Regions from separate parts of the Homo sapiens genome. Here region 2 is linked to region 1. The links are chromatin loops, found by intact Hi-C in ENCODE. Cell type or tissue: heart left ventricle. All regions are shown on one strand. Each heading gives the region's core, and the rest is flanking DNA. Links, peaks and the distances in the headings are about the cores only. Region 1 holds the start of LOC124904106 (translation initiation factor IF-2). Region 2 holds the start of FGF11 (fibroblast growth factor 11).

Region 1 (10,515 bases), core at 7-8,006:
CCCAGCTCAGCGAAGCTTCCTCCGTATCGAAGGGCGCTGTGGTAGCAGCGTGTGGCCTCCTCACTATCGTGCTCTGACTCGTACAGTTGCCCAAGCTGTTCCCAAAGCCCTGGCTGGGCTGGCTCCCGGAGCAATGCCTGCACACAGCCATGCAGGGATTCCAGCTTCCCATGGAGGGGTCTTGGAGTGGGCGCCCTACAGAGCAGAAGGGGTGGGGGTGTGGGTGGGGGTTGGGCTTGAGGGGACTCTTTCAAGGCCCCAGCCTTACCTCCCACTCCCAGAACCTTCAAATATCCACTCACCCTGGAGCATAATATGGTTTGCTGGGGTGCCCAGAACTACTGCCATGTGAAGGGGGTAGGGGAGCAGGAAGCGGGGGCTGCCCAATGCTGGCTGAGCATCTGGAGAGAGAAGGAGTCTGTTATATACGGCAAAAAGGAGCAGTCTTGTCCTACCTAGGCAGGAGGGGGCTGATGCACGGAAGCCCACAGAATGACAGGAACCCATGGAGAATGACACAGATTGAGGGATACAGAGATGGAAAGAGGTGTGCCTGGAGACAGAGGGCCCCAACTTCTCACCTGCCTCCAGGCAGCCATGCGCTACGAGGAGGGGGATGAGGCGGGCAGGAGCTCCAGGCCCCAGCACAGCTCAGGCCCCCAAGGGCAAAGGCTTCCCGTGCAGCGCGGGCCCCTGGAGGGTCCACTGCCCGATGCATCCAGCCTGAGTTGGGGATAAGAAATTATGCTCTTACTGGAGGCAAAACCAGAGCTGCCAGTGTACATCCAGCCAGCTCGGCCCCAGAGTTTCCCTTACCAGGTCAGCAGTGGCCCCAGGAGCCCTGGAGATTGGGCACGGCCCCCTGCCCCAGCTCTCTGGGACGATGGTCCGGCTCCAGCCGCTCTGATAAGAGTGCCCGCTACCCCCAGATGGCTGCCTCAGTCCTTTCACAGCCAATTCTAGAGAGAAGGAAAAGGAGTGAGACGAGCTGGCCAGCACACAGTCAAGGCCCAGGGGCTGGGATGGGCGGACTGTGGCATCCACCAATTTGTCATTTGTGCAAAGGGCCCGGCCTTAGCTTTCCCCAAAGGGAGGCCCGGCCCAACCACTCCCTAGAGGCCCAGGAGTGTGGCTGGGAGTCAGGACGTGTGTGGCAGGGAACCAAAAGGCCGGTCAGAGGGACGGGGTGGCTGCGCTGCCAGGCTTCCAGTCCGGAGCCACTGGGCCGACCCAAAACGCAGCGGCCGCTTACCCGGCCTCCGTGGGAGCGTCCTCACACCGCGTCGGCAAGCTCCAGAGATCTGGCCAATCACAGGACTTCCTCTCTCCCCAGAAAGCCAATCATCACCCGTGTCTCCGCCTCAGTAACAGCCTGGCCGGAACCAATGGGAGCGAGGTGAGCCCGGCAGCGGTGGCCGGGGGAGGAGGGGCGCGGGAGCCGGTCAGACGAGCTCAGCCCGGGGTGACCCCGATGTGACCCCGCGGCTCCCACCTAGGGTCCCCATCTAGGATCCGACACTCCGGCCGTCAGGGCCAGAAGGCAGCCAGGACAAGACGCATGCGGATGAGGCCGGTTAGTCGCATGCTCCGGCCGGCGTGGGGGCCGGCGCTACCCGCAAGCCTCAAGCACCCAGAGCCGCCGGTGGCCACGGCCAGGCTGCTCGAGTAGCCCCACGCCCGGCCACCGTAAGACCGACGGACGACAGACGGATGCAGAACGCAAAAAAGACGTCCCTCCCCTTCCTCACTTCACCTCGCCCAGTGACAGACCTCCCTACCCCGAGCGCCCCTATTAACTGCTTAGGGCTGGCCAGCCACAGCGACTTCCACGGCACCCAAACCCGTCCGCGCCGCTATCGGCGCTCCACCCCCAACGCCTGACCCCGACCCAAACCTTGGTCAAGCCCCCAGTCTCATACCCAGTTCCTCCAGGTCCTCTACTTCCCCTGGCTTTCTGGGTCTTCAATACCGACCGACCCCCAAAATCAGACCCCTTTTAGTCCCCCAACTTCCGAGAAGTCGCGCACCGCGGTCCCGAGTGGCCCCTCTCTCGTGGCTCGCGTATCCTCTCTGCCCTTCCCCGCCGGGGCCACGCGGTTCCCCACGGCCCACGTGGCCCCCGCCCCCCAAGGGAGGGGGGATTTCGGGGGTTGCCCGTGACGTGGCTACTTGCGCAGCGGAAGCGGTGTGTGTAAATGTACTGCGGGGGGGGGGGTCCTGAGGGAGGGAGGAGGGCGGGGCCCGACAGGCAGTGACATCACCCTTGTCCCACTCTCACCACCCACTCCCTTAAAGAACCCAGAACTCGTTTCACTTCCTCCTTCACGCCCCCCCCACCCTTTCGCTTTGGTGCCGACTGGACCCCCGACTGGCACAGCGCTCCCCTCTCTTGGGCACCTTCCCTTTAGCCCCAGCTCTTCCTTCTCGCCTCTCTGAGCCCAGGAGCTGCGTCCCCGCGCCTCCTCCTTGCCTACCCGGCGTCCCCGCAGGTAGGGAGCCGACTCGGCTCCCGGGATCGGTCCATTGAGAGTCTAGAGTACAAAGAGCAGCGAGAGGCGAGTGTCGAGTACAAAGCCGCGGGGGCGGGGCCAGCGCTCCAGCTGGAGCGAGCGCCGGGCAGGAAGCCGGGGGAGAGTGCGCGACGAGGGGCTGGGGGTGGCTGGAAAGTTCGCGTTCGTTGAGAGAAGTCTGCGCTGTGGGGAAATTTCCACCCAGCCCACAAGGGCAGACGGGTTTCTGGTGAAAAGAGCCTTCCTTCCCGAAGGGGCAAGGTCGTTTGTTTGCATGGAAGCGCTTGGACCCTACAGGTCCCTGCGTGCCACTCTCCGCCAAGCCCTTGTGGTCGCTTGGGCCCCGCGGACCCTCTCCGCGGTTCACGTGGTATTACTGTCAGAACTCTCTCCTCACTAGAGGCAGCATCCTTTCCATCAGTAACCAAGCCAGGTACGGCGCTGAACTGTGGTCAAGTATGGCCCTCCGTGACTGCCCCCACCCGAGTACCGAGGCAGGGGCGGGGAGGAGACCCAAGAACCAGACGTGGAGGGGGAGCCGGGGAACCAGACAACAGAGGGGCAGATGCCTGCTTGGGAAGTGGTCCCGAGAGCGCCGCCAGTTACCAGGAAAGGCAGCTTCCCCTTCGGCGATGATGACACTTCCCCTCTGCCACTTCCCCTTTCCCACGGGGAACTGACTCAGCTTTCCCTAAGTCAGTGAGTGCCGTCCCTCCAGCTCCCTGCTCTTCCACCTTTATCCACAAAGCCCCACGCCAGCACCCAAGAATACAAAGCCCTCACTTGAAGACAAAACTTCCTGTACACTAAACACACACTCATTCTCGCCAGCCACCTCGGATCCTTGTCCGCACCCGGGACCCAGGCGCTGGACTCCTCACTCGCCCCCCCGCCCCCCGTACAAAGCCCTCCCTCGGGGTCTGATTCAGGCTTGGGGTGGGGGAGCGTGAGTCACCCAGAAAACCTTCCCCTCTTCCCACTGACTCAGCCCCCGCCTCCCTGAACACACACAGACACACAGTCAGAGGCAGACACAACTCCTCAGCCCACACACCGGCTCACCACCGGTCCCGCGGAATTTCCCCTCTCGTCTTCCCCCACGATGGCCCCTCCCCGTGCCGGGCAGCCCCGACGCGGCGCTTGCACCTGTTCCCCAGTCGCCGCCAGCTCGCGCTCCACTCTCACCTCCACTCTCGCTCTGGGGCAAGAATAGCCCTCCCTGACTCCCGGTGTCTATACTAACCAAGGGAAGGGAACCACGGACAGGCACAAAGACTGACACCCACAGACTCCTCGAAGACAGGCGAGAGGTAGACGCACGCGGCCAGAGCCAGGCTGGGAGATCGATATACTTCTGAGGCAGACATTCCAGCCTCTCCCGACCCGACCCACAACCTCGGGAGCCAGCGGCTCTGAAAGGGTTAATTCCGCTCCCGCCGAGGCCACACCCTCTCCATCCGGGCACTCCCGGCGAAGCCCAGCTCCGCCCCCTCCATCCGGGCCCTGGACTCGGGACTTTAACCGACCCCCTACCCCCCGCCCCCGCTGGAGCCCCAAGAGAGAACACTCCATCAATCACACCCACTTAACTCTCTCTGGGCTTGAGCCGAGGAGCCCCTCCGCGCAGCGCCGCAGCCGCGCGGGACGCGTGGTAAGAGGCCTGAAGTGCGCACGCAAACTCACGTGACGGCCAGAGACAAGAGCCCGCAGATAGGGTTTTACCTAGCCGGCAATCAGCGGGCATGCTGCGCGCGCGCCGAGGTGGGGCGGTCCAGGACCCTCGTCGCAACCCGCTCCCTGCCCGTCCTCATCACGCCTGGTGGAAGCGAGGGGTTACACGCTCGCTTCTTACCTGGGGGAGGGGGAGGCGGAGGGGAGGGCCGCCGGCTGAGGCTCCGCTGTGACTCAGCCACCCGGGCAGGCCGCCCGCCCGGGATTCCCTTCCCCAGCCTTCCCCCGGCTGCCGGCCCCTCCCCGCCCCCCACCGAGGAGTGACGGTGCCGGCCCCGGCCCGCTATGTGTCACTGCAGGCCTTGTGTCTGCCTCTGACTGGGCGCTGTGTTCACCAGTCTGTCTGACACGGTCGGCTGTGCGTGGGTCCCGGTGTCTGTCTCCGCGTGCACCTGCATATCTGCTCATCTTGTCTCCCTCTGTGCCTGTGTCTGACGCGTTCCTGTCATTATCCCTGTCTACATGACTCCGCGGGGCTGTCTCTGTCTGTGTGTCTGCCTAGCTCCTGTCTCGGTCTTTTGTCTGGGTCTGCCTCTGCATCACTAGCGTGATCACGTGTGTCTCCGCACATGCCCTTCTGTGTTTGCCTTCATGTTACTGAACAGAGTCGGGGCGACACTGGCGCAGGCCCACCCTCCTGACTCCTTGCTACACTCCTCTCGATCCTGACGTCTCGCTGGATCAGTGATCATTCTGTCTGAGTCAAGAATTTGGAGGTCTGTCTGCCTTCAATCAAGTTCTGTCCCATCCCTCGACATCCCTGCTTATCCTCAGAGCTCCCTGTGGCTCCCACTGTGGTGATAACTGCTAGCATTTTGTGAATATTTGTTACATGCCAGGCACTGTATTAAGTATTTTACAAGCATTTCTTTTACTCCTCCCCAAAACCTGACATAGGAGGTACTCTGATTACCCCCATTTTACAGATGAGGAAATTGAGGCCCAGAGAGGCTAGGTGACTTGGCCAAAGTCATTCTGCAAGTGAAGAATGAAAGAGCTAGGCTTCTTTCCAGAGCCACATTCTTACCACTCTTATGTACTGCCTCTGTCCTACTCTCCCTCCCTTGGTTTTATCCTCACAGGCCATCTCCTGGGTCAACCTTCCTTTCAGCTCTACCCATGTTACCATCCCCAATGTCTCACGTCCTCTAGAGGATAAAGTAGGAGGCTGTGCAGCAAATCTCAGAAGTCATAGGTTCTTCATAATGAAGCTCATTCAGTTAACATTATTCAACACAAATCCACCATGCACCCCAATGTGCAAAACATCAAGCAAAATAGTGAGAGACACATAGAAGAAAACAGTCCCACTCGAGAAACCCCATATGTAATGAGGAAGAACAACACAGAGAGAACTTAAGCCCCTGGCTTAGGGATTATCTTCCCTTTTCTCCTACAAAGGAATGGGAAATAAAGCAGGGCCTCAGGCAGAGAACTGACAGAAGGAGAGAGGGAAGCAGAAGAGTAAGACTTAGGTATGGGGGCAAATGCTATAGTGCAGTGGGGAGAGAATGGGACTGAAAGAGATCTGGAAGGAAAGGTGAAATGCCAAGACTGCTGTGGCTGGCAGTGATCTCCACTATCTCCCCAAATAAATTCTGAACACCCTCCAAAAGCCAGGGTGTTCAACAACTCCTATAGGGACAAAGCTGTTTCCCTACCAAGAAAAAATTCCTCCAGGGTAGCTCATATCCACTTTTCAGCTTGCAAACTCCCTCTTCATTTCAATAAGCAACTGAGTTGTAGCACTAGGGAGATAGTGGGGAAAAGATTTTTTGGTAGTAGTGGAGAGGCTGGTGAAGTACAGGGCTGAACCATTTATAGGAGATAGAAGGGAGGTCCATAAACCAGGAGGGCTGAACCACTCAAGCACCACATGGTGGGGTGCTTAGAATTGGACTGGACCATTCTGAAGAGTGGGCATGATCCAGATCATACCGAGCATCTCCAACCATGTGGTGCAGAGTTAGACTGCTGAGGAGAGAGGGTCACTCAGACAGGACTTACCAGATGGAGTTTGGTGTGCCCTGTCTCATTGGAACCACCACCCCAGCAGTGGGGTACAACAGACCACAGTGGGTGGGGTGGGCAGTGCTACGGGGCTGGCATGTTGCCCTGGGGGGAACCTAAAAGAAAAAAGTCAGTTAGAGGTGGGGGTCTTCCAGGATGGAGAATTTTCCTGGGCTCCCTGCCCCCCTCATTAAGGAGAAACCTGGCTCTGGTGGTCAGATATGATGGGAGAATCTTGTTTCCATGGCAACCAGAAAAAGCCATCCCCAAAGTGGTCATCCAACCTTCCCCTTTGGGAAGCAGGCTCGATCAGTTGGTAAGGGGCCATGATATGGCATCTGAGTAAGTCTACAGTAGACCCCAAACCCGTGATCCCTCTTCTGACAGGACGCTCCTGCTGAGACTCCCTGGCCTGAGTCGCCCCAGCTGCCCTGACATCTGTACACAAGCCAGCCTGAGTCCTAGCACCAGGGCATGCAGACCCTCTTCCTTCAGCTCTGTGTCCTCTCCAACCTTATCAAGACACCAGACAGTCAACCCCACCCTCTGGACTCTGCCCCCTCTTCTTCCCCCAGGCGGGTGCAGGCAGGTCTTGGCTAGCAGCACAGGTAGCCAGACTAGATGAACGGGCCCAACAGGGAGGGGCCATCCTCCCCTGCAAGAACTCTGACTCTGGGCCTAAGCCTGGAAGTAGCCTCCACTGCAAGCCTCCCCTCCCTGCCAACCCCAAGGCAATATCCTGTTTCCCCATCACCTCCTTCCTCTTATGTGGCCTAAGAAGGTGATACAGGCCCACTCCCTTCCCAACCCTCATAGACAAGAAGCTAGGTCTTTTAGCATAAGTCCAAGGCCAAGAATCAGGTGTCCATCAGGGGTCAGAGCTAAGTTGGCCCTCACCTCAGACTCGCTCCTCAGGGACCTATGTTTTCTGCTCCCTTAATCATAGTTCTCTGCCCTTATGGACCCAAACACTTGGGGTCCCAATCTAATCTCTATATTCCCTAGCCTTCCGGCCCCCATCCTTCCCCTTGCCTCAGAGACTCAGGCCTCTAGCCCCCAGTCTCCATGATGCAATGTTCCGCAAGCTTCTGTGGCTGCTGATGACACTGCCCCCAGGGAGGTGCTATTTGTGACCCACCAAGGCCTCCTTCCTAAGCCAGGGTAGTGGTCAGCTGTAGGTGGTAGAGGTCAGGCAGGCAAGGCCCTTCTGCTCGGGAAGGGAGCTTCAGGCTAGAACTCTCCAGGACAGGGAGGCTCATAACCTGGGAGCAGAGAGTGTGTATCTATAGTCTGTGGCATCTGTGTTCTGCGGTTGTGCTGGGGGGAGGGACTAGGAAAGGGCTAGTCGAGAGCAGAGTGGGCAGACTTTAGGACAGACCAAGAGGAGGAGTGAGGGGGAAGCCTAGGGGGTCAGAGGGTGTGTGAGGGGTGTCTGGACAACAGAGTGGGGGAGGGGCTAACAGCCATTTAAAGGGCCAGCCCCAGAGCTTTAATCCCTCACCAGCCCTGGCCCCAAGCCGGAGGCTGTAATTCATCTGTCCAACAGCTGGGGTGTGTGTGTTTGTGTGTGTGTGGGGGGGGGGGCTTCCTCCCCCTTCTATTCCCTCCCTCCTCCTCCCCGTCCCTGAGTCCCGGAGTCAAACAAAGAACTGTAGCAGGCTCTCCCCAACCCCCTCCCTCCTCCTCCTCCTCCTCCTCCACCTCCTCCTCCCCTCCCTCCCTCCCCACCAGCAGGCTCCCTCCTCCTCCCTTCCGGTCTCTTCCTTTAACTACCCGCCCCCCCAGCCCCCAGCACTAGTCTCTCTCCACCCACCCACCCCAACCTTTTACACACCCCTCAGCCTAGCCCTGTCCCCACTAGAGAAACTGTGGAGTCCCTCTGCAAAACGAAAGGCTCCAGAGATCAACACGGGAGGGGGCTGGGGTCTTGCTTCAAAATCAAGAACCATAATACAATTATTTTATTTTCAAGGCCCACGGAATAGTCTTAGCTATTTCTTGTCCAAGAGAAAAAAAAATAATCCTAAAGAAAGCAATACAAATCTGCCTAAAGCCTTCATCAAATAAAATGCACAAAGCAGTTGAAGCTAATCCCCAGCCCCCTAACCCCAATCTCCAAATTAACACAAACTATCCACTACCCCTTAACAAACTCCTACGGTTACCGCTGGTTTGGAGCAGACCCACAGCAATAATAATAAACTAGTAACTAACACCATTTAATAATAAAAGTATTTCATAACAACAAGCACTCATTCTGTGTTCATTCTGTGCCAGGCACTGTGCTAAGTGATTTGCATAAATTATCTCATTTTTTTCCTCCCAGCGGCCTTCAAGGTAGGTGTTGATATTTAAATGTTCAAGATTAACATACGAGGCTCAGAGAGGTTCTGACCTCTCCAAGTCCTAGTAGCCACTAAGTGACAGAGCTAGAATTAGAATCCAGGTCTGATCTGACAGCCCAAGCTCTAAGGTACATAAAAGCACAAACCGATTCATTCCAATACCATCACCAACCCTGGGACTTAATAGAGAAGAACAACCATAGCAATCAACTGAGTCCCCCTCCACCAAGTGAGAGGCTACAAACCGATTCACCCGCATACACACAATAAAGACCCTGACTTTTCAGCCTAATACTGTTTCTTGACCCTTTTCCTTTCATTGTTTGCAGATGGGGGTGTGCCATTATGGGGATTTCAGGGATAAGCTGGTGTGTAGTGAACCCCCCCCCATACTACACACAACTCTTCCGTCTTTCAACCACTCCCACTTCAAATCAATCTGGGGAAGGGGGCAATAGGACACTTGGCCATGCAGCAGGTGGGAAAGTAAAATGACGGCTAGGTAGCTTTTTCTATGGGGGCGGAGCCTTGGAGGGGAAGCTCTTCTGTGCCAATCTAGGGAAAAGTGACCCAAGGCTCCCTCAGCCCAGCAAAGGGGCAAAGTCTTTCAGCCACACCACACCCGTGCCCCTCCCCCTCACAAAACTCCAGGCCGGGGTTTCCCACCTGCAGGATGCTAAGACCACGGGAAGGGAGAGGGGAAAGAGATGGCACGGGACTGGAACTGGACTCGGGGCAGAGGTGGGAGGGAATAGAAGGGGGAGGAAGCCTCATTGCCTGGCAACCATCCCGGGGCACGTGCACTAGTGACATCATCCCAGGCCACCTCTAACACAGACCTTTGACCCCTACGGGGCGGAGTGGGTGTGCTGGCTAAGCTTCCTGGAAACACTGGAAACACCCTTAGGAATTCTGGGAACCCAAAAAGGAGACATAAGAAGAAACCCAGGCGTCCTTATCTCTTTTACCCCTAATACGACTCCAATCCCAGGGACTCAGGCCTCTTGCCTGTCTCCTCCTCTCCGCCTGCAGCCCTGACCTCCCAACCCACATTTCTGACGGGAGTCGGCCCGACACGCCCCTCGGAGATACTGTGCCTTCTCTCTCCTGGGCGAGATCTCGGTGGGGGCCGGCAGGCGGGGACGGGGGCACCGGGTCCCGCGGGGCTCCGTCTTCCATCTGCAGGATCCCCCGTGCCCCAGCCGGCCGCCAGCCGGAATCTGTCTGGGTCCCCAACTCTCCCGCCCCTCCCCGCGCTGTTCCAGGGCGGAGTCTGTGGAGTTGAAACCAGGACACGGCGAGAGGAAGAGTTATATAACCGGGAGAAGCGAAGAAGGACGAGTGGAGACAGGGACAGACAGCCCGAAAGGAGCCGAGGGAGGTGCAAAGAACGCCGGGGCGAACGAGGAGGAAACGTTAGGAATGGGAAGGGTTTTGGTGCACATCAAAGAGCAGGAATTCACGCGAAGAAGGGGCGTGATGGCCCAGAAGAATCACCTGGGCCGTCCGGGGCTTCCCCGCAGTGCCCTCCTCCGCCACCAACAGCAGCTGGGCCCGGGCGGGAGAAGCCTTGGGAAGGGGCGCTGGTACCCGCTCGCTTTCTCTTGGGAAAGCAACTTAAGCCAGAGCCCGGGAAGGCAGCGGCCGAGCAGATGGGGCCGGAAACCACAGCTCCGCCCAGCCCACCTGGGAGTGTGGGGCGCCAGCTGGGGGGAGGTGGGGAACAGGTAGTCGGCCCTCCCGAGCCAGGCTGGGCATTATGGTCGCGACCGGCGAAACGGTGCAGACCGACCGAGACGTGTGGGTCCCCAGGGGCTGAAGAGCGCAGCCTCAGGCGGCTTTACACAGACTCCACGAGGGGAGGGGGGCGCCCGGCTCGCCGCGCAGGCGCAAGGGGGTGCTCGGGCGCGTGCGGCGCA
Region 2 (10,515 bases), core at 1-8,000, 400 kb after region 1:
CCCACTGGCCATTCTCTGGGGATGAGCAGAAGGAGGGGAACACAGATGTGAGAGCTGTCCTGGTTAGTGCCAGGTATGGCTTGCTCTGCCACAGCCTAGACCTGAGAGGGCTGACTTGATGAAACTAGCTGTGAAAACTGGGCTGAGTAGCCCATCTCTAATAAACTTGGGCAAGTCTCAATTTCCATATTTTTATTTATTTATTTTGAGACAGAGTTTTGCTCTTGTTGCCCAGGTTGGAGTGCAGTGGCGTGATCTCGGCTCACTGCAACCTCCGCCTCCCAGGTTCAAGTGATTCTCCTGCCTCAGCCTCCCAAGTAGCTGGGATTACAGGTGTCCACCACCACACCTGGCTAATTTTTTGTATTTTTAGTAGAGACGGGGTTTCACCATGTTGGCCAGGGTGGTCTCGAACTCCTGACCTCAGGTGATTTGCCCGCCTCCACCTCCCAAAATACTGAGATTAAGTCGTGAGCCACTGCGCCAGGCCCTTTTTTTTTTTTTTTTTTTTTTTTTTTTGAGACGAACTTTCACTCTGTTACCGAAGCTGGAGTGCAGTGGCGCCATCTCGGCTCACCGCAACCTCCACCTCCCAGGTTCAAGCGATTCTCCTGCCTCAACCTCCCAAGTAGCTGGGATTACAGGCATCTGCCACCATGACTGGCTAATTTTTTGCATTTTTAGTAGAGACGGGGTTTCACCACGTTAGGCTGGTCACGAACTCCAGACCTCAAATGATCCGCCCGCCTCGGCTTCCCAAAGTACTGGGATTGCAGGCATGAACCACTGCCCCCGGCAATTTCCATACTTTTAAAATGTAGATAGCCATACCCATCCTGCTGACCCCACAGGGCTATATTGGGCATCACTGACAGTATATTTATGAGTCTGTTAGAAGCTGGAAATGATAGAGCCCATGGATGTAGGAGCCATGCCTACTCACCAATGAAAGTCCCTTCATGAATGTGGATTTCCTGATGCCCTTGCCCGTCAGGACCCAGGCCTGTCTGCAGGCTGACCTCCGAGCTGTCGTAGCTGTAGGAGCTGAACACCATAGTGCAATTCTGCCAGTCGAAGGGGAAGTAGGTGACCTGGATGGAGGAGAGAGTCACTAGAGCTGCCAGAGAACCAGTCAGCGCTGGTGGAGTTTGGGAGGTCTTTGGGGAGGGCACAGAGAAGGGAAATCATGGAGGAATTGGAGGGTTATGAAGGGAAGCCATTAATGGGGGAGGGATGGGGAGGGCGGTCACTGAGTAAGACTAGAAGTCAAAGAAAGTGTACAGAACACTCAATGGAAAACCAGGAGGGTAGACGAGGTGAGGGTCATGGGGATTAGATAATGGGGGAAGGATGAAGGATGGGAGTCGCCGGGGAGTCAGGATGTCTAAGGAAAGGGAGGATTTGTAAGAGCTCCTTCAGCTTCCAATGTGGAGGCCGGAAACCTGGATGCTGCAGCTGCTGCGATAGATGCCCGGGGGTTGCCAACGCACGGAGCCGTCGGAGGACACCACGACGCTAATGTCCAGAGCCACGTCAAAATTCCCATCATTGCTGCAGAGAAGGGATCTCATCAGGGATCAGGCCCCGCGCCCGGAGGCCCCCCGCCCCCCGAGGCCCCGCGCCACCTCCCGGGCTTTGGAAGTTCTCCTACTTGTTCAGTAGCACCACGTCAGGGAGCCACACGGATTCCGCCGTGATGCGGAGCGAATCGATGCCGTCGTGCTCCGCAGGGTCCCAGCTCAGCCTGTAGTCAGTCCACTCCTAGTGAAGCAGAGGCTGAGGGGCTGCCCCGGGTTGGAGGCCGGGAGGGACTTGGGATTTCCAAAGGAAGCCCAGGAAGGGAGTGCAAGGAAGGGGAGCAGGACAGGCATAAACTGTGGGTCAAGGGGCCGTGGTTCTGGCTCTGGCTCCGCCTTCACTCGCTGGGATCCACATCAGCTAATTTCCCTCCCCCGCACCGGGTTTCAATATTTTACTCTGTAAAAATGAGGAGGCTGCAGTAGCTAGCCTCTAAAACGGTTTTCAAACTGCAGTTCGCAATCCTTTAGTGGATGGGGAATGAAATTAGCGGCCCCAAACCAGTGTTTCAAAAATTAGAATGGGCCAGGTGCAGTGGCTCACGGCTGTAATCTCAGCACTTGTGGAGGTTCCCCCCGAGGCTGGTGGATGGCTCGAGCCCCCGCATTCAAGAACAGCCTGTGCAACATAGTGAGACCGCATCACACACACACACACACACACACACACACACACACACACACACACAGACACACACACACACACACACACAAAATTGGAATTAAAAATGCATGGGGTGTAACTCCTGTAGTAAAGTTAAGTGTTGTTTCTTCGAGCTTTTGCTTCAGTTATAAACGTGTTATCTAAAGTCATGATGTAAAAAATATTCTTACTGGGCTGGATATTCAAGGAAATTGTCAAGGCAGAGGGAAGCCCTTTCCCACCCCGTGGGGTCTCCATACCAGGTCTAAGTACACCTTTGTGCTCATCTCTTCATCCTTCTCGTTCTAGAAGGGAAAAATTTAAGGCGTAAAGGTGAAGTAGGGTGGAGAGAAATGAGGGGGCTCGGGGGGCCAACCTCTCTCCTGGGAACGCCGCCCCCTTTTTCTGAGCCCCATCCTCTCGGGTCCAAGTCCACCTCCCAGAAGCGGCGTTAGTTTAAGACCTGCCTCTATCTCAGAAACACCTCTTCCTGCCGTCTACACTCCCAGCCTATCAACCTACCAGACCCGCCCCTGCCTAGCCCTCCGCCTAGCTCTGTCCCCGGCCCTGCCTTCAGCTCATAATCCACCCAGCCCCGAACCTCCACCCGCTGCCATTTATTGACCCCTGAGCACCAAGCTCCGCCCCACCCTGGGCACTCAGGACTCATGTGGCCCTACGTCGAGGTCCGTCCCCCAGCCCCTGCCTCGTCCCCAGCCCCACTTTAAGGTCCGATCACAGGTCCGTCCTTCACCCTACCCAGTTCTACTCCAGGCCCGTCCACCACCCACGGCCAGAGCTTGTCCATTGGTCTGATTTCGATCCAATCTTCACCAAAGGCTGGTCCATCTCAGCCTGGTCTCGTCCCAGGCCCCGCCCCCAGCCTGTCCCTGGTCCGGCCTTGCCTAAAGCCACGCCCCCGGCCGGTCGGCTGGCCTGACCTCCACCCCCCGCGCGCCCTCACCAGGCTGATGAGTTGCGCCAGGATGAGACCAACGCTGACCCTGACACGGTCTCCCACCTCCCGCGCTGGCCGCACGGAGCTATCATAGCCAGAGAAAAGTTTCTCCCGGAGTCGACCCTCCGCCTCCGAGCCGCGGACGCCTGGGGGAGGAGAGAATAAGTGCAGCCCTGGTGCCTGGCCACGACCGCTGGCCCCGTCACTGCCCCTTCGGGGCCTACACTTACCTGGGGCGAGCGGCGCCCCCAGCGCCCCCAGCAGCATCAGCAGAGCCCCTGGGGTCATAGCCTGGCGGCTCGCTCAGTGACTTCGCTCAGAGAGCCGCTGGGACCGCCAGCACAGGGGAAGTGACGAGGAGCCCGGGAATGTGCACCTGTTGCTGGAGGACAGCCGCCAGCCCACCCGCCCCGCCCCCGGGACTTGATCCTGCCTCGAGCAACTGCCAAGCCCGCCACCGACAGATGACAGACAGCACTTCAGTTGTATAAATCGTCTTTAATTGAGAAAGCTGGAGTGGAGACCCGATCCCCTGGGAGCAGTGCCAGGAGTTGGGTGGAGACTGAGTGGGGTTTGTGTGGGTGAGGGGGCATCTACTCCTCTTGCAACAAGCCAGAAGTAGAACAGCCTAAGGAAAAGTGACCTGCCTTGGAGCCTTAGTCCCTCCCTTAGGGCCCCCTCAGCCTACCCTATCCAAGTCTGAGGCTATGGAAGTCTCCCTCCTAGTTCACTAGCAGGTTCCCCATCTTTTCCAGGCTGCCCCTAGCACTCCACGTTTTTCTGAAAAAATCTAGACAGGCCCTTTTTGGGTACCTAAAACCCAGCTGAGGTTGTGAGCTGTAAGGTAAAGCAAGTTCTATCCAATTAGAAGCTGTTGGGGCGTATGAGGTCTGGAGTGCAAGAGGCCTTCACCCTTCTTGGCCTGACCTGTAGGGGAGAAGGGTGAGACTTATTGCTGAATTGGGGTCTCCTCACTGGGAGGGTCAAGGCTGTATCCATTTGTCCTTTTTATTAAGGACATATTACTCTAAGGACCTCAGCTTTAAAGGGGACCTGGAAGGAATTCCTGCTGAGGTAGCTAAGTATTCATGTCCACCCAACACAGATGCAGGTTCAGTCATGCCATAATTTTGACCCCTCCCCCATCCCAGCTTCCCTACTATGAGCCAGGGATCCTTCCAAAATTCCTCTGCCCTTCTCCAGACTCTGTCTCCCTGGCACGACCTCAGCTGGGTTGAAGGAGCTAGAAACTGCATGTAAAAATAAGCTTAGCATTCTATATGGAAGAATCATATTTTTAGAGAATTATCTAGGAAAAACAAGAAATGGTTCTTGATTCATCCAGAAGTGTTTTTATGAATCATAGCTGGGTCTTTTCCAGAACTCATCCGTAATAGGTATCACTCAAGAAGGCGGGAGGGTGGGGCTAGAACTTACTTAGAACAATAATATGGCTATACAGGCCCCAGCTCCATCCTGGGTAAAAGGGCTGAGAGTCATGATCTATGTCCTAGAGCTAGGATTCAGGGGGAAGTACGGCTCCATAAAGCTCTAGAATTGGGTGTCTCTGGGATAAGAAGGTTAAACCCGTGGTCATCTGAGACTGGTTCCGGTTCAGGCCAAAGCCAACAGCTAGACAAGGCCCAAATCTAGCCTCTTTCTACTTGGAAACCAGGGGTCCATCTGAGTCAATGACAGAGGCCTGACAGATCCAGAGAAAAGGCTGGCAGCATGCCTGGGTTCCAGCACAGAGCCCTAGTGCAGAAGTGGCCCTGGCGAGGGTGTCCAGTGTTCCAGAATGTGTCCAGACCAAGGTAGAAGGTAGAGTAGGGAAAGAAGGACACATGAATCCTGAGCTCCAGTGAATCTAGAAATGGCTCAGTGGCAATGAAAAGGGGCACAGGACTCCAGGAACTGGCTGAGCCGGGGTGGGAAGTGTTTATGCCCTGGCTGTCCATGTGGGAACTCCCAGCGCCATCTCAGGAAAAGGCATGGCGTTGTGTGAGTGTGGAAAGAAAGAAGTGATCAGCCAGGACCATCTTCAGACATCCCCCTCTCTGACTCCCTCCTAGGCCCAAAGATCTAAGGGTCTCAGCAGCCTCGGAAGTCACAGTCAGCCCCTAGGCTCCCTCAGGGTAGAGCACCTAGTGGGACCTGGCTGCTCAGGGCATGTGTGTGGCAGCAGGGGTGAGAGCAGGACTGGGAGACAGGTTGTGGTGGTGGCTGGCTCACTGGGAGTGCAGGGAACCTCCAGTCCAGGGACTACATTTCAGGGGGCAGGGGGACTGGAAGGGGAGGCCTCGGGGACACTGTGGAGAGAAGGCTCCTGGTACATGGCCACTGTGAAGGGGAGAAAGAGAGGAGCAGGGAAGGAGAGTTAGGCACAGAGGGACCCAGGCAGAACCAGTGCTCCAAAAGGGCTCCCTTCCCGTACATTCACCCTCCAAGAACCCCAACCCCACAGGAGGACCGCACCCAAACCCCCAAAGGGCAAAGCCTTCCTGGCTTGATCTGTCACAAAGGGTCCTCTTATCACTTGTAGCCTGAGCTGTCTGCCCCTAAATGTCCATATCAAGGTCAATACCCTCTCCTGTGGCCCACATTTTCTTGAGTCTATACCCACCCTCCAGGAGCTTGGGCAGAAAGTGGGCAGCTGCCTTGGTCTTCTTAACTCGGTTTCCCTTCATGACCTGGCCCTCCTTGTCCAGGCCGAGGTACCAGGCCCGGCCAGAACGACGCTGGCGGTAGAGAGCAGAGGCGTACAGGACGTAGTAATTCTCAAAGACACACTCCTTAAAGCGACACTCAGCTGTGAAATGCGGCTAAGGAGACAAAGACCCAGAAAGGCGCACAAAGACAGAGAGATAAAAAGACACATCACTGGGCAGAAAGGAGCTCATGGAAAGCACAAATCCTTTTTGGGGGAGGGGGAGGACAACTTCTGAGTCCATGTAGGACCTGGGAGCAAAGGGAGGACAAGGAAGAGGGCTGAGGGCTAAGAACTAGGCTCTGGGCCAAGCACAGTGGCTCATGCCTATAATCCCAACACTTTGGGAGGCCGAGGCGGGTGGATCACCTGAGGTCAGGAGTTCCAGACCAGCCTGGCCAACATAGCAAGACCCTGTCACTATTTAAAAAAAAAAAAAAGAACTAGACTTTTAGGGGTCTTGCAATAAGATTCCTTCTCTCCACTGTACTCCCAGTCTCTCACTATCCCCTATCCTGGATGACTCTAGGGAAGTGAGTAATGACAAAATCTGGAGGAGGTGGGATAAGAAGTAGGGGCCCTAAAAGGCAGAAAGAGTTGGACATTCAAAGAACCTGGGGCTGTTTTGGGGGTGTGCAAGGAGTGGGGACTGGAGAGACCCTAGAGGAGCTGGTCTGGAATGGGCAGCGATGACAGGCCATCAGCAAAGCTGGAGGGAGGAGTCCCGGGCAAAATGTCTGTAGTTGAGGAAGGTTGTCATTCCCTCAAGGGACAAATTGAGGAAGGGGAGTCCCCAGTATTTCCCGGCCACTCAGCCTCATTGTCTCACCGAACTGTAGAGCAGTCCCTCAGCATTCATGGCCATGTAGTGACCCAGCTTGGCGCTCTGGATGGTGACCACACGGAGGCCCACAGGGATCAGGTTGAAGTGGGCTGCAGGTGGAGAGAGGGAGCATCAATACCCAGGCCTCTGACCCTCACCTGAGCTCCCCTCATCCCAGCTCCACTTTTTCCCTTAGAGGTCAGGAAGACGGATCAATGGCAACAGAAGCTGAAGAGGGAATAGGATTGTCATCTCCTGTCCCCATTCTCCCCCTTCCCACCCTGCAGCCAGCTTCCCCTCTCACTGAAGGAGCTGGTATCCTCTGGGGTGCCCTGGATGCTTCCGTCGGGATTCGCCTGGAGGTAGAAACCCTGGCGGCAGAACAGTTTGGTGACGATGCCTTTGAGCTGAGGCTCTGGAGAGAGAGACATTCATCTTTGAAAATGACATCTCCGTTCCCAGAAACATTCCTACACTTGGCAGGATTAGAGGGAAGAAAGGAGAATGAAAGGAAGGAAGAGGGTCCCAGGGCCCCAGCTCTCTTATCCTCCAAGCACGCTCTCTCCCACCTCTCTTTCACTCCTGGGAAAGCTGGTGTGGGTCCCTTCTGTTTCCTATAACCAGGAGCTTTCAGTGTAATTTATTGAAATTTATTTAAATGGCTTAATTCCTACCCTACAGCTCAACCAGAAGGGGGAAGGAGTGGGGGAGGAGGGAGGGGAGAGATATATCAAAAGGCAGGGACAGAGGGAGACCAGCAGGGGTACTGAAGGGGCAGCGTGTTTGCGAAGGTGGGGGATCTTGGCAGCAGCAAATTGACCACAGGGTAGGGGCTCTCCCTCAGGAGTGGGGGTGGGACTGGGCCTGACGCTGACTCAGCACCTGCTGCGGCTGCCGCTAGCTTGGCGAGAGCCTTGCCTTGGCCCAGCGCCGGCCTGTCTGACACTGACCCATCTGTCTGTCTGTCTGTCTGTCTGTCAGTCCGCTGGCTCCCGGGGGCCCAGTTCTCCCTGAGGCTCAGCCTCTCCCCTTCGGCCAGGTAACTCGCCTGGGGTAAGGGGGACCTTACCAAGGATATGGGGGGTGGGAGCTGAGGAGATGGAGAGGCAGGCTGAGTCACGTGGGGGCCCGGTCCTACTCAGAGGGTGGGCTGCGGATTGTACCACTATGGGCAGCCGGTGGCGCGGGGAGGAGGGCGCGAGGTGGCTACCCTTAGGGGAGCTGGGAGCGGGCGGGAGCAGGGCCAGAGGGACTCCCTGACTGTCGTACATGGACGGGGACCAATTCTAACTCTCACAACTCTCCTCCCCCATCGCTTGCTCTCTGCCGACTTCCCTGTCCCCCCTTGTAGGTGGTACGACCCCCGAGTCGGCGCCCATCTCTAGCCGTGAACTGTGTCTGAGTTCCTGCCAGCGTAGGGTCCCCTGAGCCTACGGGACCCGATTTCGGAGTGGCGCGGGGGTTATGGGAGGGGTGCCCAGCTCCGTTCTTGAAGCGCAGGTCACAGGAGGAGGGCGCATAGAGGGCTGGCTGGCGAGGTAGCTGCAAGGACACCCGAGGGAGAGCTGGGGAGATTGGCTCGGAGCCAGCAGAGCTCGACCAGGAGGAACCGAGCCCAGGCGTGGAGGAGCGGGAGAACCGGGGCAGGCGGGGGCTGGGGGGGGGCGTGCGGCTGGAGCTGCAGAAATCCTTGGGGTGACCCAGGCATCTGGAAACCCCCGGGCCCCTCCGCTCCAGATTGAAAGAATCGCGAGAACCGGCACGTAGGCGGAGGACGATGGGGGTGGGGACTGCTGTGTTGGGAAGGGGGGACGAGCAGGAACTACGAGGCTTTCGGGGCGCCAGGCAGCCCCTCAAGCCTTCCCCTTGACCTCGAAAATAAGGAGACTCCGGGTTATGGACAAAAGAGAAGGGAAACTGAGGCACAGTCTGGCAGGGACTTTGTCGTCCTGGCCCACCCCCTTCCACTTTCGGGGAGCCCCTCAGCCGGGCCCTATTCTTCAGAGTCCCTGGCCTCAATCTCCCAGGCAGAGAAACCTCTGGCCGGGAGACCCCGCCCCAGCCGCACTCACCCGGGCCGCGGTCCGGCCGCGCGGGCCGCCCCCCGCACAGTCGCACCTTGGACAGCAGGATGAGGAGCTGCTTCTGGCAAAGGGACTTGGTGCCGCGGGGACACACGCGCCGCTGCGCCGACACCGGCCGGCTGCCCCCGGGCTCGCGGACCTCCCGCTTCTGCCGGATCAGGCTACTGGCCAGCGCCGCCATAGCGCCCCGGGAGGAGACACCCCCAAACCGGCAGGCGCCCGGAGCGCGCTGGGCTCCCCCAGAGGAGCCCGCTCACTAGGGCATGCTCTTGACGCTCAGGCCCCGACTCGCTGCCCCACCCACAGGACCTGAGGATAAGCCCCAGACCCCCCCCCTCACGTACCCCCCTCCACAGCAGCCAGTTACCACCCGTGGGCCCAGTGCTGGCTCCACCAGATCCAGCAGCCTATGTACTCCTCAGTGGATCCCACCCTCGAGTTTTGCCTCCTATTGAAAACGTCCCCTTTCCCTCCTCTCCAGTGTCTGTCCTCACTTCACCTATCCCAAAGCCAAGACCCACTAAATTTCCAAGACGTGGTTTAAATATCTTCAGGCACCTTTCCACTGTATTTTGGGGCACACTCCTGCCAAATCCACTCTTGTAATCTACAGGGTGTGGGACTTTAGCTTTGGGAATATTCGCTCATCCCACCCCTACTGGGGCACTGCCAATGTCAGGAAGGAACCCAACCTTGGTGTTTTTTCCTTTGCTACACTCTAAATGGAGGGGATCCCCCACTTTTTTCACTGAAATCCCCCCAAAATATGTCTCAGAATATCCAGGTTGCCCAGGTTCAGTAAGACAGGGCTCCCAGACCCTCTGGCTGGATAATACCTTTTTCACCAAGTCCCCCCCATGTCTAGTAGCATAGAATTCTAGCGGCCAAGACCCTTTCTTCACCTTCACACCCTCCGCTCCTTTTGAAGTCACCTCCAAATCCACCCTTCCTAGTGGATACACCAGGTAGTTGACTGGAGGGCCTTCCGCCACCTCAAAATGAGGAGCATCCGTGTTTGTTTTTGTTTTTGTTTTTTTCTCCCCTGGCTGCCCCTTAAATTTTCTTGGGGACAGCTGGTGCTGTTTAGATCCCACGCCCTCCAATCTAACCAGCCCCCCAAGAGAGGAGTGCACCCACGTTGTCACCAGTCCCCAGATGTGAACAGGCCCCCTACAAGTCAGAGCGGATCACAGCTTCCTGCTACAGGGCTTCCTCGTCCTCCCCGGGATTGCCTATAGCACCCCCTCTTCCTTTTCCCGACGCCCCTCAACCTGTCCTGTCCTGTTGATCCGGCGACGGGTGGCGCTGGCTTCGGCTCCAGGCTCCTCCCTCCCTGTCCCCCGCAAACGGAGCTTCCCCCCACGCCCGGCTAGGCGTCCCGGACCCTCGGGAAGGAGTGAGGGTGTCTCTGCAGAGCTCCCCGGTCCGGCGAAGTCAGAGCACTGGGCCGGTGGCTGGACCAGGCAGAGCGGCGGCAGCGGCAGCGGCTGTGGGAAGCTGAGGCGGCGGCGGCGGCGGCGACAGCAGTTCCCCCTCCTCGGAGAGCCGGCCCGGGGGCGGGGCAGGGGGCGGAGACGCTGGGAAATAGGAGGGTGAAGCCGGGCAGGAGGAACCCCGGGGTTCCTTGGAGGTAGAGAGTGCGGACTGTGTCTTACAAGCAGGCAAAGCCGAGGCAAGGCCGCACGTCTCAGCCTTCAGAGGAGGAGGGACAGGAAGGCCTCCT

Evidence for each region. A loop is a pair of places that touch in the nucleus more often than their neighbours do. Peaks named below come from ENCODE experiments on the same cell type or tissue, not always from the same donor. Only the 100,000 strongest peaks of a DNase experiment are listed, where the experiment ranks them.
Region 2: it touches region 1 in a loop (2.8-fold over the local background); 2 of 110 quality-filtered maps call a loop at or near these places.

The regions. Positions count from the first base shown.
Region 1 is chr17:7,835,758-7,846,272 of GRCh38, reverse strand. KDM6B (lysine demethylase 6B) reads right to left here. Exons shown (of 24, transcript NM_001348716.2): 2 at 6,249-6,367; 3 at 1,253-1,372; 4 at 817-959; 5 at 582-723; 6 at 303-401; 7 at 1-195. The coding sequence starts at 718. LOC124904106 (translation initiation factor IF-2) reads left to right here and starts at 745. Exons shown (of 4, transcript XM_047437265.1): 1 at 745-819; 2 at 1,334-1,396; 3 at 2,409-2,634; 4 at 9,629-10,515. The coding sequence starts at 745. RefSeq lists enhancers at 1,051-1,170, 3,581-3,890, 6,334-6,834, 9,505-9,554 and silencers at 1,321-1,540, 2,081-2,270, 4,421-4,580, 8,485-8,634, 10,175-10,234 and 1 more. In heart left ventricle, for the core only: CTCF peaks have their summits at 4,313 and 4,519; DNase peaks (open chromatin) are centred at 1,342, 2,572, 4,002, 4,462 and 3 weaker places; H3K4me3 peaks cover 5,251 bases; H3K27ac peaks cover 5,479 bases.
Region 2 is chr17:7,438,079-7,448,593 of GRCh38, reverse strand. FGF11 (fibroblast growth factor 11) reads right to left here and starts at 9,082. Exons shown (of 5, transcript NM_004112.4): 1 at 8,781-9,082; 2 at 7,013-7,123; 3 at 6,715-6,818; 4 at 5,802-6,000; 5 at 3,657-5,518. The coding sequence starts at 8,973. The coding sequence ends at 5,448. It overlaps CHRNB1 (cholinergic receptor nicotinic beta 1 subunit), which reads right to left and starts at 3,533. Exons shown (of 11, transcript NM_000747.3): 1 at 3,409-3,533; 2 at 3,185-3,324; 3 at 2,481-2,525; 4 at 1,652-1,761; 5 at 1,443-1,551; 6 at 944-1,091; 7 at 1-15. The coding sequence starts at 3,466. RefSeq lists silencers at 3,412-3,461, 7,861-7,970, 8,881-8,980, 10,259-10,358 and enhancers at 8,739-9,272, 9,526-10,434, 10,449-10,515. In heart left ventricle, for the core only: no CTCF peak of the experiment used is centred there; DNase peaks (open chromatin) are centred at 3,163, 7,625 and 7,919; H3K4me3 peaks cover 1,419 bases; H3K27ac peaks cover 232 bases; H3K27me3 peaks cover 504 bases.